Regions from separate parts of the Homo sapiens genome. Here all the other regions are linked to region 1. Evidence: chromatin loops called from intact Hi-C (ENCODE). Cell type or tissue: Calu3. All regions are shown on one strand. Each heading gives the region's core, and the rest is flanking DNA. Links, peaks and the distances in the headings are about the cores only. Region 1 has its middle 24 kb from the start of LINC02061. Region 2 overlaps LOC124900955 (a long non-coding RNA gene). Region 3 overlaps TARS1-DT (TARS1 divergent transcript).

Evidence for each region. A loop is a pair of places that touch in the nucleus more often than their neighbours do. Peaks named below come from ENCODE experiments on the same cell type or tissue, not always from the same donor. Only the 100,000 strongest peaks of a DNase experiment are listed, where the experiment ranks them.
Region 2: it touches region 1 in a loop (14-fold over the local background); 10 of 110 quality-filtered maps call a loop at or near these places.
Region 3: it touches region 1 in a loop (4-fold over the local background); 11 of 110 quality-filtered maps call a loop at or near these places.

Annotation. Positions count from the first base shown.
Region 1 is chr5:32,625,408-32,631,539 of GRCh38, forward strand. No RefSeq gene overlaps it. Among named protein-coding and RNA genes, the nearest start is that of LINC02061, 24 kb to the right of the region's middle. In Calu3, for the core only: no CTCF peak of the experiment used is centred there; a DNase peak (open chromatin) is centred at 2,704.
Region 2 is chr5:32,913,674-32,919,805 of GRCh38, forward strand. All of the region lies in intron 1 of LOC124900955 (a long non-coding RNA gene), which reads right to left. Among named protein-coding and RNA genes, the nearest start is that of LINC02120, 31 kb to the right of the region's middle. In Calu3, for the core only: a CTCF peak has its summit at 3,188 (motif pointing left); a DNase peak (open chromatin) is centred at 3,148.
Region 3 is chr5:33,420,608-33,426,739 of GRCh38, forward strand. TARS1-DT (TARS1 divergent transcript) reads right to left here. Exons shown (of 3, transcript XR_001742630.2): 2 at 3,371-3,539. Among named protein-coding and RNA genes, the nearest start is that of TARS1-DT, 17 kb to the right of the region's middle. In Calu3, for the core only: a CTCF peak has its summit at 2,599 (motif pointing left); no DNase peak of the experiment used is centred there.

The DNA of each region.
Region 1 (6,132 bases), core at 820-5,819:
TCTTTGGGAGAACTTGCATTAGTTCGTGGATATTTTAAGTTTTAATGAGCACTCAGCATACAGCAATATTACTCCAGGGGCTGGGGAATTGCTTTCTTTTATTTACATATTACTTATTAGATTTCATTTAGGAAACAGTAGTGTCTGTAAGTAATTATCTCCCACCCCCAATGTTATAAAAAATAATAACCAGGTCCTTCGAAGTTAATGTTAGTAAGACAGTGTCCTGCGGGGAGGAGCAGCTGGATCTCATAGCCTGGTGTTTGTCCCCCAAGGCTCGCGGTCCTGTGGAGGATCTCATGTGCAGTCCTGCCACTGCCTCCACCCTGGGTGGAGTAGGGATGGGAGTGGGGACTATCATTTCCTTTTGAATAAAGCTGATTTAAACAGAGAAGCACGGGTCTTTCACTAATGCCTTAGAGCCCAGCCCAGCCAAGGCTCTGTTATTCAGGAGAGGCTTTCCTCAAAGCTATGGAATGACCAAAGGCAGAGACTTACTGATGGCACCAGGGAGCACAGTAGCCTTTGGACAAATCTTCCCTGTTTATGGTTCACTGGTGAGAGCTTCCTCACTCCTCAGTTCCTGTGATGTTGAAGATACCTGAACCTGCCAAGTTCTAGCCTGAGAGAATGCCTGAGCTCCCTCTCCCTAGTTCCCGTTCTCCGCCTAGCTGGTTACACCAGCTGTGACCACCCACCCCTCTCAGAGTAGGCCATAGTTGGCCATGGAGGCAGAACTCCAGCATGACAAACATGCCAGAATGTCCCTGGACATTTAGTAACATGACAGCCCCTTCCCAGGAGTCATCACTACCTTGTACCATCGATGTGGCTAAGGGGTGAGTCACGTGTGTCTTTCCAGCGTTTGAGATTAAGTATGCTAGGCCCTGTTTGTGGAATACGTAGTTCACGTGTCACCTTTTTATCTGGGCCCTAGGTGATCTTTCCTTTCAACATCAGCCTATTCCCTCTTGCATCCTTCTTCCCACATGACAGACATCCAGTGCCTCCAATAATGACATCAAAAGGGATGAGACTGAAAAACAGATCAGAACTTGCTTGGATAACCTATTTTTCCTAAGCACTAAACAACATTAGACAACATGAAAATCTACCCTAAAACGCCTATAGGCTCACCCATAGTTGCAAGCAATAATGAAAGGTCTAAAAATATTTACACTTAGATATTATGAATATTCAATCTTTGTAACATTTTTTTTTAAATTCTGTTTTCATACTTGCATTTTTATCTACCAAATAAAAATCGATAGAAAATGTTTTAGTTCATGAAAGAGAAACTTGGCCAAAAAAAAAACAAGTTCTCATTAATTTTTGTAAACCAACTGAAGCTATAATTCTCAGCCTCCTGCTGTCACTCTTTACAGCAGGTCCTCAGTCTGAGGTCTGGGGAGACAATGCTGGTTTCCAATCCAGTTCCTGACTCTCAGTGCTCAGGATCTGCTTTGCACATTCCCTTTGAAGAACTTAGACCCACTCTCTGAAAGAGAAAACTACAGAAACACGATAGACGAGACCCCGGGCAAGGCCGAGGTGATGGGAAGGTGCGGGAAAGGCAATGAGTGGGGAGGGGATAGGATACAAAAGGATAGGCCAGGAAGACAGAGGAAGAAAAGCCTGATCAAACAGATAACATTGTTTTATAGGGAGAGGACATTAATCTTGGAGATATACGATAAATCCTTTCATATGTAGTATAAGAACAATGATGACAGCAAAAGCCAGGAAGGCAGACTCAGTTTTTCTTTGAGTGTTTAATTTCCATGGTTCCAGTTTGGTGTATTTGAGCACGATGATAGCTGTGAGCAAAATCTTCTCAATTCACTGATGTCTTGGAATTAAAACAAGCCTCTGCATCATTCTTTCACCCAGTAAGCATTTGTCAAGGTCCACTTGTGAGCATAGTGCACCAGAGAGGTCCTGAGGGATTGAAGAGAGGCAAGTGACGCTCTCCCCGCTCCAAAAGGTTTATGGTCAGGACCTCTGCTGGGATGAACAGTTCCTTGAAGGAGCCCACAGCAGGTGGTTTAGCTTAGTGGCCTTGGTAGGGAGAAGGGCAGCTGTGCAGTTAGGAATGAATTGGGGTTGTGTGTCTTGCAGGACCTGAGCTGCTGGGTGGTTTACAGCTATATGAAATTGTACGTGAAGGGGAAAATATGGCGGTGTGGATTCCTGGCTTCTGCAGGAAATAGCCAGAAAGCAAGTTATTTAGATGACTCAATGAAAACAAGAAATGGAAACTCATGCTTCTTGATTAAATGTGGCTTATTCACAGGGGGATGAGGCAAGGAGAGGAGAGAAAGGGGAGAAAAGCATGCATGTGCACATCAGTGCAAGCACATGAGTCTAAAAGGCAGATGGGATTGCCTGGAAAGGGAAAACCTCAAGGTGAATGCATCAGAATGGCCTGATGATTACAGAAAAGTTCTAACACGATGCCTAATGAATCTACAGTACCTCTCTGGGAAAGACTCAGAGGACTTTGTGAGGTTATGAAATTAATTTGTATTAAGTGTGTATAACACTCTAAAACACATTCCAACCTCAATGATCTCTCTTCTGCTATTAATTTATTCCAGCTCTTACTAAACTATCCATGGGAATCCTCCCATCCCCCGTTTAACAATTCTTTGAATCCTCAGGCTTAGCTAATTCTTATTTGATCTGCAAGGTGGCGGTGTGTAACAGTCAGTAGATGCCACTGTCTAATAGTGAAGGTGTCCACTCAACAAGCTTGTAGGTCAGAAGCTTCAGGTTCCCTTTGATGGATTAGCTCCCTGCTTGGTCGGCTGTGTAAGGTCTCAAGTCTGTGCATAGTATTTACTTAAGTCAGTGATGTAGCCACCTCTCCATTTCAGAGATGACGTTAGTGATGTGATTTGCCCTGGGTCTGTGATCATTGCTTTCACCGGCCTCTGGCTGCAGCACATTGCCTCATGCACTAAGAAGCCACAGTTGCCCTTCAAGGCTGATTCAATGGCATTTCATGGTATCTAACCCTGGCCCACTGCCCTCTGGACTTAGATCTTCAGGTTGTGTCCAAAATCTTAGCTCGGAAGATGGAGACAGGATCAGGTACCACATGGTCTTGAGTGTAGGAGCCAGTCTGAATGTGTCCTGTCACTTGATAGCAGACAGACACTCTTCATCAGCTACTCAGGACTCCAGGCGCCAGGAAGTAAGTTGAGGTCAGGGAGTTTGTTTTATCTACTGATTTGGAAAAATATTTAGCCTCCCTGGAACAGAGATGTACATTCCGTGTGCCTGAAGCCATGAAATTTGGCAAGTCTCATATCAGATACCTAAAACTGTTATGCAACTCAGTCTAATTTACATTGTAAGGCTGCCAGAGGGAACTAGATTTCTCCCTTGGTCTAAACGTCCCCTCTGACAATTCTAAGGGCCCAACAATTGATATCAATCAATCAACAATAATAATAATAATAATAGTAATAATGATATACCTTGCCCATATTTGACCTACAGTTCAAGGCCCATAGCTTTGGATAATCAGAAGTTAGAATTTGGCTCAGAGGGACATGTGAGTGACTTATGCAATACTTTGGCCATTTTACAAATGAAGACAAAGGTGTCTGACAGTGTGAATTAGAATGAAAACATCTCCCAAGCTAGCGTTTCTTCCACAATGGGCTCTTGCTGCAGAAAAGAAAAGCTATCTTTCTTGTCATTTTTCACCAAAGAGGCCATTGCATGTCTGATAATTTTTCTTCAAAATTGTTTCTTTTTATATTTAAATGCTTATTTTTTCCTAGCCGCTAGACCACCAGGGAAAAATTGTTTTCAAAAACCTTAATTCTGCTACTTAATTTTGCATGGTATATGTGAATCTGCAAAGGCAAGCACTTCAAACTGTGCTGTCTGGGGAAATAACACTTGCAATGGAAAGGCAAACTCAAAATCAGTGTGTCTAGCACTTACCTTTCAAATGATTAATGGTAATTGTGGTGTGTGTATGTATATGGGTGCAGAACTGTCAAAGAGCATCCATTTTAGATTAAACAGCTCTGGGTTCAACTTGAGGCTCAGCAAATTCTTCAGTTTTCTTATCTGGATTTTCTGTTCAACACACCAAAGTGTATTCTGTGAAATGTTAGTTTTGCAGAATAGGAAAAAAAGATCACAAGAAAAAAGGAAATCACAGTTAAATAAAAGAAGTTCAACTGGCTTTTTAACCATAGGGTCGCTCAGAGGCTTTAAGATATTAAAATACAATGTGACTCTCAAAGAAGGAACAACATATAAATTAAAATGCAATGAATATCCAAGAGTTTCTCAAACTTACCTGATTATGGACATTTTTTTTTTCATAGAGCCACTCATGAAACTGATGAATTTAGGGAAATCCTACATTCCTCCGGACTTGGGTTGCAAGTAATGAGACCAAACACTAGCTTAGGCAAAAAGAGAAAACCATTTGCTCCGGTCACCAAATCAAAGTCAGGACAAGGGTAGAGATAGCCTCCTGGACAACTGGAGCAGCTGATAATAATTAATATTTATTGTGAGACAACCATGTGCCAGGCACTGTTCAGCATGCTTCTCATGCATTAATTCATTCAATCCTCACAACAGTTCCATGAGCTAAGTACTATCATTATCTTTTACAGAAGAGGAAACTCAGGTTCAAAGAGGTTCAGTTTCCCAAGGTTACCTAGGCAGTCTGACTCTGAGCCCACACTTGGAACCACTGACCTTATGCTTCTCCAGGGACTTAAATGCTGTCAAAGTTTATTTTTCCTGCATGACTCTTGCGTCCTTGGGTCTATTTAATTCTCTTCAACCAGCTTTCCCCATGAGACAGAGACCTGGCTCCCGCCTGTCAGCCTGCCCCCTACCTCCTTCCCGGGAAAGGGCTCCTCTTCCAATTCCTATTAAAAACATTCTGGGCTGGGTGCGGTGGCTGATGCCTATAATCCCAGCAGTTTGGGAGGCCAAAGCAGGTGGATCTTTTGAGGTCAGGAGTTAGAGACCAGCTTCTACTAAAAATACAAAAACAAAAACAAAAACAAAAAATTAGCTGGGCATGGTGGTGCGTGCCTGTAGTCTTAGCTACTCAGGAGGCTGAGGTGGGAGAATTGCTTGATCCTGGAGGCAGAGGTTGCAGTGAGCTGAGATCGCACCACTGTGCTCCTCCAGCCTGGGTGACGGACCGAGACTCCATCTCAAAAAACAACAGAACATTCTGGAGAAGATCTATGATTAGCTCCTGACTTGAGGTCATGTGCCCAATCTTGGGCCAGTCACTAGGGTGGAGGGGCGGGTGGGGTGTTCTCGTCAGCTCAGCTTACATACCATTATTGTGGCCAGGAGAGCAGTGAACTATGATGGCCACTTCCACTATATCAGCATGGTCATAATAGGGTGACCATTATGTGATAGGGGGCACTTCTTTGAAAGAAAGAAGGTATGTTTTCCAGAAGAGGTGGCCAAGGACACTGGTATTCTGAACTGTCACACACCTGGGGATTTTAGAAACCAATGGGATATGTGTGTGGAGCTGCCAGCATGGTTCCTGGCGTTGCAATAGGCTGTTGATTCATCGTGGCTCCTCTTCTATTCAGGTTGCAAAAGAGAAAGATTTTAATGTGCAAATGCTTAACTAAGCAGGCAAAATAAACAGCTAGGAAGGCTGCTTTGTAAAACAAGTCCCACAGTTAAAAAAAGACAGCCAGGTCAAGGTCTAGGTCTGACAGGTCAGGCCAAGCTGGCAGACAAACAAAACAAGATCAGGGAATGGGGTAGCAAGATCCAAATTTATCATAAAGCATAGACTTGTTCAAGGAACAGGCCAGGGTCAACATCAGAGGTCCAATTTGAGTGAGACGGTGTGGGCAGAGGTCCAACCAGGCAGACCGGCCAGCCCACAGCAAGGTCTGGAGGGGCCCACTCGGGCTGGAGTGCAGGATCCCAGCAGGGTAGAGGTTAGGGAGCCATCCTCAGAGGCAGAACAGGGAGACAGAGAACAGTGCCTCAGATTCCAAGATAAGGAAGCAAGTGTGACCAAATTAAGTTAGGAGTTGTCTGTGGAGCCACATGATGCCAGAGAGAATTTCTTCCAAGCCCTAGAAGAGAAATTTAATATGAACAACACAT
Region 2 (6,132 bases), core at 489-5,488, 290 kb after region 1:
ACTTCTTGTGTGTCTGTGTCCTCGATTTCCTTGGCACGAGCTGATGAACTTGGGTATTACCCCAGAAGAATGATGCCACTTCAGTGGGAATGGAAAAGGGTTAAATGCACTTTGCTTACTTGTCTAAAACCACACCAAACCAACAGCTCTTGACCCCAGTTTAGGGTTAGAAAAGCCAAGTGAGCTTAAGGCACTTGCTTTGCTTCCCTGCCATTGCCATGAACACGTCTATGAGGGTTGCAGAGAATGACAATTATCAAAGGCCTGTAAACATTCCTTCCATAACTTTTTATCTTAAAGGAAAATGGCTTGTTTTGGGAAATAGTGAAAAGGGCCAAAAGGGAAGTTGAATGTGGACAGTGTAAGTTTATGCATTCCAAGAAACCTGAAATGAACCCACTATTCAAGCAACACAGCTCTCTGTATTCCTTCAGCTTTATCAGGGCATTTTTAAGATTCTGTCAAATGTCTTTTTACTACAATGTCTGTAAGGGAGAAGACACAATAAAGCCCTCAACAGAGACTGTTGAGGAATCTCCAGTCACTTGTGCTTTTGTGATTTGCCTGATATCCACATAATTATCTAATTATATTTGAATATCTTTTGGCTAAATGTGGACTTTCAGAAGTCACAGCAAAATATGTTTTATCTGCCTAATTTATCATTAAATCAGAAGAGTTAGGTAGGATGAACATTACCCAACACCAAAGAGTAAACTTGTGGTTCCAGAGATTACTAAGTCATACAGCAGGAGGAAATTCAATTGTTCAGGACAGAACTGCTCTTTGAACTCTGAAGCAGGTATGTTCCTATAGTCAGAATGAATACTGTTTGGTGATCAACCCAAATCCTTTACAGACACAAACATTTTCTCCTATAAAGAGAACACAACTACACAGTACAGCTTATGTTAACTTAGCCTGATATTATCCAAGACCAATAAACATCTGGCCAAAAAAGAAGTCACTTTTGCTACCAAATTTGTACCTTCACTTTCCATGTGAGTTCTGGTCATACTGTTACAGTAGGTAGCTAGGCAGAGATGAGCAGGGCAGGAGAGGGCTCCCCCAACCCCACCAGGATTGTTAGGCAACCATCAGGTGATGGTCAGGCCATTGTTAACTGTCTCTCTAAAATAACTGGTCACAGCCAGCACCAGGGAGGAAAGGCAGTCTCCTAATAGATAGAACAAATCTGAAACTGGTGATTAGCAGCTTCCTGATAAGATCTCAGGAGCTGGGCAGGTGGGCTTAAGCATGAACATTAAAAGGCAAAATGGCGGTGTTGAACTGGTAAATGGCCTTCTAGGGACATTCGACTGGTAAGGGAAGAATGTCTCAAGTGAGCATGCGTACAAGTCTAGTAAACACACTGCACATGCTCACCAGCTAAATGCAGCAGACCACTGTGCATGTGGACAGCCCACCCCAAGGGAAGAATCAGGGGAGAAGGGATGCAAGAACCCAGAAGTATGCCCACACATAAAACCCCAAGTCAAATGTCAAATGGTGCACTTGTCTTTCAAGTCGCCCACTTGGTCCTCTTCCAAGTGTACTTTTATTCCTTTCACTCCTGCTCTAAAGCTTTTTTAATAGACTTTCACTCCTGCTCTAAAACTTGCCTGTCTCTCCATCTACCTTCTGCCCCTCAGCTGAATTCTTTCTTCTGAGTAGGCGAGAACTGAGGTTGCTGCAGACCCATATGGATTTGCTGCCAGTGACAACACTTACCTCAGATTGGGTGGTATAATCTCATATGACAGTCAGTCCTGGAACTGACATTCATTCCTAGACTAGTCTAATTCTTGTTATCTCTTATCTGCAAAAATGGCGAGTTGACAATAGAGTTTGAGATAAACATGTAAATGTTTGTATTTAAACAAGATACACAGTTAAATATACCAGCCCCATGGACACTGCTGGTCAAATTTTAGGTTTAGTATACTGCAGCAATGAGTTTTGAGATATATACTGGCTTTGAGATACTGTGGGAAAAAAGCCACGTAGAAAGTCAAAGGCAGCAGGCACTTCCAACGCATCTGGATTTTTTTTTTTCATATAAACTTTAGTCTTAGAATGAATTTTCCTGGGGAAGCGACTAGCCAGAAGCAATTTCAGGTGGAAAAACATTTGCTTACAAGGAAAGTTTCAGCAGAATCATGCTGGTTGAATGGAGAAGGATGAGATTTAAAGATTAATCCAGTTGAGTTTATTTATTTTTTTTTTACAGACGAGGAAGTTAGAGATGCAGGACAATTAAGTGCCTTACTCCAGATCACATGATCTGATAGGGACTAGGAAAGAACTAGAAACCAATATATCCTCAATACCAATTATTTTTGTATATGTCACAAGTGTCCATTTGTAATCATTTCTCTGTAGCCTTATTGAGGAATCTAAAAACAGAAGGATTAAAAATGCTACTTATCTTATTTGCAGGTCATGATGCAGATACATTTGCTTGGTGGACAAGACTAGTGATCATTCTTTCAGGACCACTTGAAAGCCCGAGATGGTTTCTTTGCAACTTAGATCCATTTATGTGTTTGAGTCTTGAGTTTTAGATACATGTAGAAAAATGCTTATTTGCAAAGGATGTGTCCAAAAGCACCTGTACTATAGTTAGAGGATTCCTTAGCTTAACCAAAGGCTTCGGAGAACTTTATCACTAACATTCTAGGTGACCTTGCCTAAGTTAGCAGACCTCTCTATGCTTTCTTTCTACCTGTAAAATCAGGCACCATGTAGATTAACAGAATGAGGATGGTCATAAAGTTTCTGAGGCTATACAAGTTGTTGAGAATGATAGAAACTGACCTATGTGTTTGTGGCAACAATGTGCATAATTTAGGACATAAATTGTTTAATGCAACCATCTTTAAGATTGCCTTAAAAAACTGGAAAGGCTCTTCCTGCTCAATCCCTGAATGTTCCACCCATAGGCTACATTCCATTAGGGTCCCATTTCCTTTCCTTCCCTTGCTTATAGCTTACTACATCTTTGTTAGGGTAATTTGTTGAAAGGAGATGGTCCTTCAGGAGCTTTGCTTCAAGGGACCCAACACTGGGTAGCCAAGTGCCCTCATCTCCTTATCCCTTAGAGTTCCTCCTATTTTAGGGAGACTAAGTGAATGCCACCCACAGGGCAAGGCAGAAAGAGCACCAGTGCCACCACCTGGATGCAGGGAGAATGAGGCAACACATAAAAGAAAAGTCTACCTGTCCAAGGGGGAGCAAGCTATCTTGCTTGATTCTTTGCCCTTCTGTTTTCATTTTCTTATCGTAATTTTTTTTGTCTTTGTATTTGTAATCACTTCTTTTAACATTTCCTACACATATGTGCTAATGATTTCTCAGTATCATCTACAACTCCCCTGCTTATGAAAGGGTCCAGAGAATGGTGAAGCACCCCACCCTAAGCCGGGAGATGAAGGAAACTAGAATTAGGTCATCCTTTGGAGAATGCATCCAACAGGCTTGATGCCTAGATGCAGGTCTACGTGTCCTCCTGAATATACAGGAAAAGCCTCTTTGTGAAGGTCTTTTTCATGCTGCCTGAGGTTCTGTTAAGTTCTATCAAATCATTAGCTACGAAATCAAGAAGACAGGGTCAGCGATTTTCTTGTTCTATGAAGAAAGACAGACAATATGGAGCATAGTAGTTGCCTGCCTCGTGACATGTGAGCCATGTAATTAATGATCCATGATACAAGGTTCTATACCATGTGATATAATTCGTAGACTAATCAGGGATTTAGGGTAATTGACTACAAATGTTCCTTAGAGTAAGAAATAGTCAGAGAGACCAAAAAATCCTTCCCAAGTGGACTTTATTTCCTTAGAGACTTTCCCCTAGACGCTTACTTCTAAAGATCCCTAGGTTATACAGATAGTTATGCAAGTCATTATAGATTACCCACCAGGAGTCAGGCACTGCTCTTGGCACCAAAAATGAGAAAAGGAACCAACTAAGTTTTCTAAATTAAGGTTAGTTTTTGTTTTAGTGGTTTAGTTACCTATTTCTGATGCAAAGTACTCATTTTTAGTGAACCATTTCAGGTCTCCCTGGATCCCAAGGGTTCCCTGGAGATAACTCAAGGGCAATGGGTTGTGGTGGAGGGATGGTGGAACAGTTTTTTTTGAAGGCCCCATGTATCAATTAGAGGAGCTTTACTTCTTTTTTTTCTATTTAGCAATTTTCTTTTTTAACTTTTAAGTTCAGCGGTACAGTGCAGGATGTGCAGTTTTGTTACCGAGGTAAACGTGTGTCATGAGGGTTTGTTGTACAGATTATTTCATCACCCAGGTATTAAGCCTAGTAACCATTAGTTATTTTGCCCAACCGTCTCCCTCCTGCCACCCTCCACTCTCTAATACACCCCAGTATTTTGCTCCTCTCTATGTGTCCGTGTGTTGTCATCGTTTAGCTCCCACTTAGAAGTGAGAACATGCAGTATTTGGTTTCCTGTTCCTGCATTAGTTTGCTAAGTAAGGGTAATGGCCTCCAGCTCCATCCATGTCCCTGCAAAAGACATGATCTTGTTCTTTTTTATGGCTTTATACTATTCCATGGTGTATATGTACCACATTTTCTTTATCCAGTCTATCACTGATGGGCATTTATGTTGATTACATGTTTTTGATATTGTGAATAATGCTGCAACGAACATATGAGTGCATGTGTCTTTATAATAGAATGATTTACATTCCTTGGGGTATATACCCAGTAATAGGACTGCTGAGTCAAATGATATTTCTGTCTTTAGATCTTTGAGGAATCACCACGCTCTTGCACAATGGCTGAACTAATTTACACTCCCACCAACAGTGTAAAAGGGTTCCTTTTTCTCCACAACCACATCAGCATCTGTTTTTTTTATTGTTTACTAATAACCATTCTGACAAGTGTGAGATGGTATCTCATTGTGGTTTTGATTTGCATTTCTCTAATGATCAGTGATGTTGAGCTTTTTTTTCATATGATTGTTGGCTGCATGTATGTCTTCTTTTGAAAAGTGTCTGTTCATGTCCTTTGCCCACTTTTTAATGGTGTAGTTTTATATTTCTTGTAAATTTAAGTTCCTTCTAGACGCTGGATATTAGACCTTTGTTAGAGGCATAGTTTGCAAAATTTTTCTCCCATTCTGTAGGTTGTCTGTTTACTCTGTTGATAGTTTCTTTTGCTGTGAAGAGCTCTTTAGTTTAATTAGATCCCATTTGTTAATTTTTAGTTTTGTTGCAATTGCTTTTGGTGTCTTCATCGTCAAATCTTTGTCCATGTCTGTGTCCTAAATGGTATTGCCTAGGTTTTCTTCTAAGGTTTTTATAGTTTTGGGTTTTACATTTAAGTCTTTAATTCATCTTGAGTTGACTTTTGTATATGGTGTAAAGAAAGGGTCCAGTTTCGATTTTCTGCATATGGCTAGCCAGTTCTTCCAGCACCATTTGTTAAATAGGGAATCCTTTCCCCATTGTGTGTCTTTGTCAGGTTTGTCAAAGATTTAAAAATTCATATGGAACCAAAAAAGAGCCCAAATAGCCAAGGCAATCCTAGGCAAAAAGAACAAAGCTGGAGGCATCATGCTAACGTACTTCAAACTACACTACAGGGTCACAGTAACCAAAACAGCATGGTACTGGTACTGGTAGAAGGACAGACACATGGAACAGAATAGAGAACCCAGGAATAAGATTGCACACCTACAACGATCACAGCTTTACTTCTGTCTGTTTTTGCATTGATATTCTGAGATATACTTGAAGAAAAATTTCTGAGAATTTTATACAATTAGGTATAGATGATTATGCTGAGCAGACTCAATCCTAAGAATGATCAAGATACCCCCAAATTATTGTGAGATCAGTCTAACAATTCAGTCTTTGGCGAACCACAGTGACCCATTCTTAGTGTCAGTCAGTGAATGAGTCCTGGATGACCTAAATATTTAAAATGGCTTATTGAGTATGTTATGGCTCAGTTTTATTTTTAAAATTCTGGGTTGGATTAAGGATTAACTTCTGTTAGGCTAAATGTTTTCAGGAGAAATTTAGTTGTCTCTTTTCTGGAGGAATAATAATAAAATCTGAAATAGAGTAATTCTAATATATCTCAAAGCATAAATACAGAAATTT
Region 3 (6,132 bases), core at 452-5,451, 790 kb after region 1:
AAACTTTAGAAAGGAAAAAAAAAACAACTCAAGAGAGAAAAGGCGAGTGAAGCAGGATTTCTGTGGCTTTATTTCTTAAATTGAAAAAAGACAGCATCAGAACAAATGGTGCCTCCAGGGCTCTTGGCTGCCCTTTCTGTCCTTCCATTGTGTAACCTTTAGGAAACGACTTAGTTAAAAATAAGAAACTTTTAAAAAATAGAATTTTCTCACCCAGATATTTAATTGGTTTATTTGCAGAGATAAAATGTCCTTCTCTGATCTAAAGATGAACTTCCAAATTACATGAAAATTCATACAGAATGAGAAAATTTACTAAATTCAAAAAATGATGTTTTCGGGATTGGAGTTGTTGAAAAATAGCATCAAGATTTGAGCAATGGGAGGAGGTTTTCACTGTTAATTATTTTATCGCTAACATTTTGTCCAATTTAAGATAAATTTATTTTCTTTCCTAGATGGCTCTGGGATTAAAGCAAGTCTCAAACTCGAGGTAGAGTTTTGTAGCCAAGTTACAAGAGCTTGACAAAGTTTATCATGGGAACGCTGACGCCACCTTACAACAATGTGACTAGCACCACTATAATGTTATCAAAATATGTGGGAAATAATTTGTTTCAGTAATAGAGAAGAGAATATAAAATTGCCACACTGAAATAAAGTACATTTTCTAATTGTTTGCTGATTCTAACACAACAATTTTGCAAAACATGAAGTAATTTGAGGGAATGTAGAAATCCAGTTAGCACATACATGAGAGATATGGGCACGTGATATCCAACTTGTCTTGCTCCCTCTCTGAAACCAACTGGAATATTCCTGCAACATGCAACTTTTGTTTTTTAAGTATAAGTTCATCAAGAGGATTTAAAAAGAGGTAGAAAAATACTGAAGCCTGACCACAGAAAACAGGAAAAACAGCCGAAGGCCTCAATTTTCCAACCCAGGAATAGATAAAAAATACAACTGAAAATAGCTCAAGAAAGATATTACACAGGTCCTGGCTTTCCTTCATTTTGGAAGTGAGCAGGGAAAGCAGAACAAAGATGGGGAGAACGAATGCAAGAGCTGGTCTCTTACGGTCGCAAAGCTCCATCCTATTTGGATAGCCATGGTTTTACCTGCATTCATGACACATCACATCTCAGTATTGATTCAGAGAGTGGTCCCATTTTCTCATCTCTGGAAGAATCTCTGTGATCACTTCTTAACTTTTGGAAAGTAGATTAGTCCAGCTACTTCATCATCCACAGAGAAGTTAACCTCTGGGCTTCCCATATGTTCTAGCTCTTTAATGTTGAGCTCTTCCAGTTTCCGTAGCTCATCTCCACAGGGAGAGCTCTTCTTGGGAGAATGTGTCCATTCACGTTTTCTAACTATCATCATCTTGATAGCTTACAACTATATAGAACTTTCCATTTTCCACAACTCCTTCAAATATCCAACAGCACCTCTGTGCAGTAGTATTATTCTTCTCAGTTTACTGAGGCAACAGAGCCAGTATTAACAGGCTCACTATTTATATACATAATCCAACCTTACACTCACTCTGGAAAAAGGATTTATTGTAACTTCACAGTTATAAGAATTACATAAATGACTTCCCTATATAAGCAATATTTAACTGCTTTTGGACACCAAGACTTCATTTTGAACATTTTGTAGAAAATCCTTCTCAAAAGGCTTGTATGTCACAAAGCACTGTCAATATAATTTAACCTGTTCTCGAAGACACAAGGTTGTAATCAGAAACATCTGTTATTTTGTAATGATGTAAGATAGATTTGTTTCTTTGAGTCTAGCAATCCTCCCCTCTCCTCTTATCAGGCTATCTGCTGCAATTCTGCCTCTTACAGCCCTGTTTCTCTCTCAAATCCTCTCGCACAACTAAGTATTGGGAATCATAAATAAGAGAACCACAATTATTAAGAACTGCATGTTAGACAAAGTTCAAAGGATTACATAAAAATTAATGTTAATTAGTTTGGTTCAGAAACCTAAAAGTTATTTCACTTCTCAAAGAAAGCTGTTTTAAAAAACTTATTTTCTATCCAGAGCCATTTTAAGAAAAGAAAACCTGAAATTCCCAAAGTCCGAAATTCAGATAAGCTAGGTGTGTGTGAACTTTAATTTCCACTTTTATTCACATCTACCCAATTTCTTACATCATCCTGTAAATTATCTTCAAATAGGGTTTTAAGGCAGTCTAGTAATCTATGAGTAATAACTACTTTTTATCTATTGTTATTGATATTATATTGAATCATAGAATTTTTTAACAATTGGTTCCCCAAATTACTTTGAGTGATAGTTCAAGAAGAAAAAGAAAAAATTATCATTACCAAAGTTGACAGCTGATGTAAAAACATCATTTCAAACATCATTCATTTTAAAGAGAGATGGCTCCACTGGAATAGAAATCAGGAGGTCTGGTATTAATGCTAGCTAGCAGTGTGAATTTAGCTAAGTAATTTGATCTATCCAGTCCAAATAGTCTTTTTTTTTAATTAACAGATATGATTGAACAAATACAGTTTTTAAGGTCCTGCTCAACTCCCAGATCTTGATATTTACAAAAAAAAAAATTAGAATAGCAAAAATCTGTGACAAGCGTGACATCTAGTGGCTTTTCAGTTTATATACATCCTGACCTATCAAGAATTCCAACGAAGTCACCATTGATTACTATAGTCTCATGCATGCAAATATTTAGAATTTTTAACTTAGAGGAATCTAGGGGATCATATACTTCAACCTTCTCATTTTCCACTAGTGAAAACGGAGAACCAAAGTGGTAATTTTTGTCCATGCTTAAGGTCACAGAGGTAGAGGTTGCCCAAAGCCTACTGACTCCCAATCCAGCATGTTTGTCATTACATTTGTACCCTCAAAAGCCAAAGAAGGAAAGAAATAATACTTTAAAAAATTGTATTCCTTTGTACAAAATTATTTTCTAATATCAAACCTGTTAGTGATAATTACACTGTTTTGTAATGTTTGTTTACTTATTTAAGTTTTTCTATAAGTTTCATGAGGTTAGAAACCCCAGGCCTCACTCATCTTTGTAGCTCCAGCACCCAGGCCTATACTGACCCTATCACTGATGCCCTAATCTATCTATCTAGCTAGCTAGCTAGCTATCATCTATCTAATCTATCTCTATCATCTATCTAATCTATTATCTATCACCTATCTATCATCTCTATAAAGCAAGAATAGTACATTGTCAATATATCCTTTTTAAAATGTAGTGGGGAGTGTGTAATTTTATAAAATGAGCACATATTGTATATGATTTGTGTGACCAAAAGGAAAACACATTTATTGGGCTGGGTTTTCCCACCTTTCCTTTGAAAAACCAAGTATTTACCTTCTGCATTATTTTGGTGGGGCTGACCCAGTCTCCTGCAGTCCCAGTGAGTTCATGACCAAAGCTTGGCAAGTCTCCATTTGTCTTCCAGTGGGCACAGTGACTGGCTCAGGGACTTTTCCGGTAAAGCCACTGGGAAAGATGGCTCCTCTTCCTCTGGGATCTTGAGCTACAAAGATGTAAAGATAAAATAGAAAAATTAGTGGCCCTTTTCTCCTGGCACATGGAAATAGCTTTCGTAAAACTGAAGTTAGCACGTGAAGGGAAGCAGAGATAGAGACTGGATTCATCATTAAAGCCTCTGAATCTGGCCATGCCATTTTTTGTTTGTTTAAACTTGCTTGAGCGGGTTTCTGTCTCTTGAAATCAAGTGCTGATAATATTAAAATATATCACTCAAAGGCTGAGTGCAGTGGCTCATGCCTGTAATCCCAGCACTTTGGGAGGCCAAGATAGGTGGATACTTGACGTCAGGAGTTCGAGACCAGCCTGACCAATATGGTGAAACTCCATCTCTACTTAGAAAAAAAAAAAAAAAAATTAGCCAGGCATGGTGTCACGTGCCTGTAATCCCAGCTACTTGGAAGGCTGAGGAAGGAGAAGTGCTTACCTGGGAGGTGGAGGTTGCAGTGAGCTGAGATCATACCACTGCACTCCAGCCTGGGTTACAGAGCAAGACTCTTGTCTCCAAAAAAATAATAATAATTAAAATATATGACTCAAAAAAGCAATTTTTTGAGGACAAGCCTTTCAGTTCCCAACTGTTTCCATGCAAAACAAGGCAGTTTTATCAACTCAGCTTGAAAATAGGAAATCATATCCTAGATATGAGATACCAATTATCTCTTCCTCCTTCTCTTAATGCTTATATTGCAGCATCTGATTCAGCTATTGAAAATGTATTGCGAATCTTTTTTCAATCCTTTTTTTATCTTTAATTTTAGGTTTAGGGGTACATGTGCAGGTTTATTATATAGGCAAACTGTGTGTTTTGGAGGTTTAGCACACAGGTAATGTTGTCACCTGAGTAATAAGCATAGTACCTGATGGGTACTTTTCTGACCCTCTCCCTCCTCTTACCCTCTACCCTCAAGTAGGCCCCAGGGTCTGTTGTTCCTCTCCTAGTGGATCCATGTGTTCTCATTGTTTAGGCCCCATTTATAAGTGAGAACGTGAATATTCATTTTTCTGTTTCCTGCATTAGTTTGCTTAGGATAATGGCCTCCAGCTCCATCCATGTTGTCACAAAAGATGTGATCTTATTCTTTTTTGTGACTGCATAGTACTCCAGGGTGTATAGGCACCACATTTTCTTTATCTAGTCTACTGTTGATGGGCATTTAGGTTAATTCTGTCTTTGCTGTTGTGGATAGTGCTGCAATGAACATACCATGCATGTGTCTTTATAGTAGAATGATTTATATTCCTTTGGGTATATACCCAATAATGGAATTCCTGGGTCAAATAGTATTTCTGTTTAAAGAGCTTTGAGAAATCACCACACTGCTTTCCACAATGGCTGAACTAATTTACATTCCCACCAGCAGTGTATAAGCATTCCGTTTTATCCACAACCTTGCCAGCATCTGTTTTTTTTAAAATTTTTTTAATATTAGCCATTCTTACTGGTATGAGATGGTGTCTCATTTTGGTTTTGATTTACATTCCTCTAATTATTAGTGATGTTGAGCGTTTTTCATATGCTTATTGATTGCATGTATCTCTTCTTTGGAAAAGTGTTCATGTCCTTACCCCACTTTTTAATGGGGTTGTTGGTTTTTTGCTTGCAAATTTGTTTAAGTTCTTTATTGATTCTGGACATGAAACCTTTGTCAGATGCATAGTTTGCAAATATTTTCTCCAATTCCATAAGTTGCCTGTTTACTCTGTTGATAGTTTATTTTGCTGTGCAGAATCCCTTTAATTTAATTAGATCCCATTTGTCAATTTTTTTTGTTGCAATTGTTTTTGGCATCTTTGTTGTGAAACCTTCGACAAGTCCTATGTCCAGAATAGTATTTCCTAAGTTATCTTCCAAGGATTTTATACTTTCAGGTTTTACATTTAAGTATTTAATCTACCTTGAGTTGATTTTTTTAATATGTGTTATAAGATAGCAGTCCAGTCTCAATCTTCTGCATATGACTAGCCAGTTATCCCAGCACCATTTTATGAATGTGGAGTCCTTTTCCCATTATTTATTTCTGTCAGCTTTGTCAAAAATCAGATGATTATAGGTGTGTGGCATTATTTCTCAGGTCTCTATTCTGTTCTATTGGTCTGTGTGTCTGTTTTTGTATCAGTACTATGCCGTTTTGGTTACTGTAGCCCTGTAGTATAGTTTGTGCCTTGTAATTGGGGCATTAAACCTGTTTACATTGAAGGTTAATATTAGTATGTGTGGATTTGATCCTATTATCATGTTGTTAGCTGGTCATTATGCATACTATAAACATTGCTATATAGTATCACTGGTCTGTGTATCTAAGTGTGTTTTTGTAGTGGCTGGTAATGGTCTTTTCTTTCCATAATTAGTGCCCCTTTCAGGACCTCTTGTAGCACAGGTTTGATAGTAATGAATTCCCTTAGCATTTGCTTATCTAAAAAGGATCTTATTTATCCTTCACTTAGTTTGGTGGGATATGAAATTATTGGCTAGAAATTTTTTTCTTTAAGAATGTTGAATATAGGCCCCCAATCTTTTCTGGCTTGTAGAGTTTCTGCTGAAAGGTCAACTGTTAGCCTGGTGGTTCCCTTTGTAG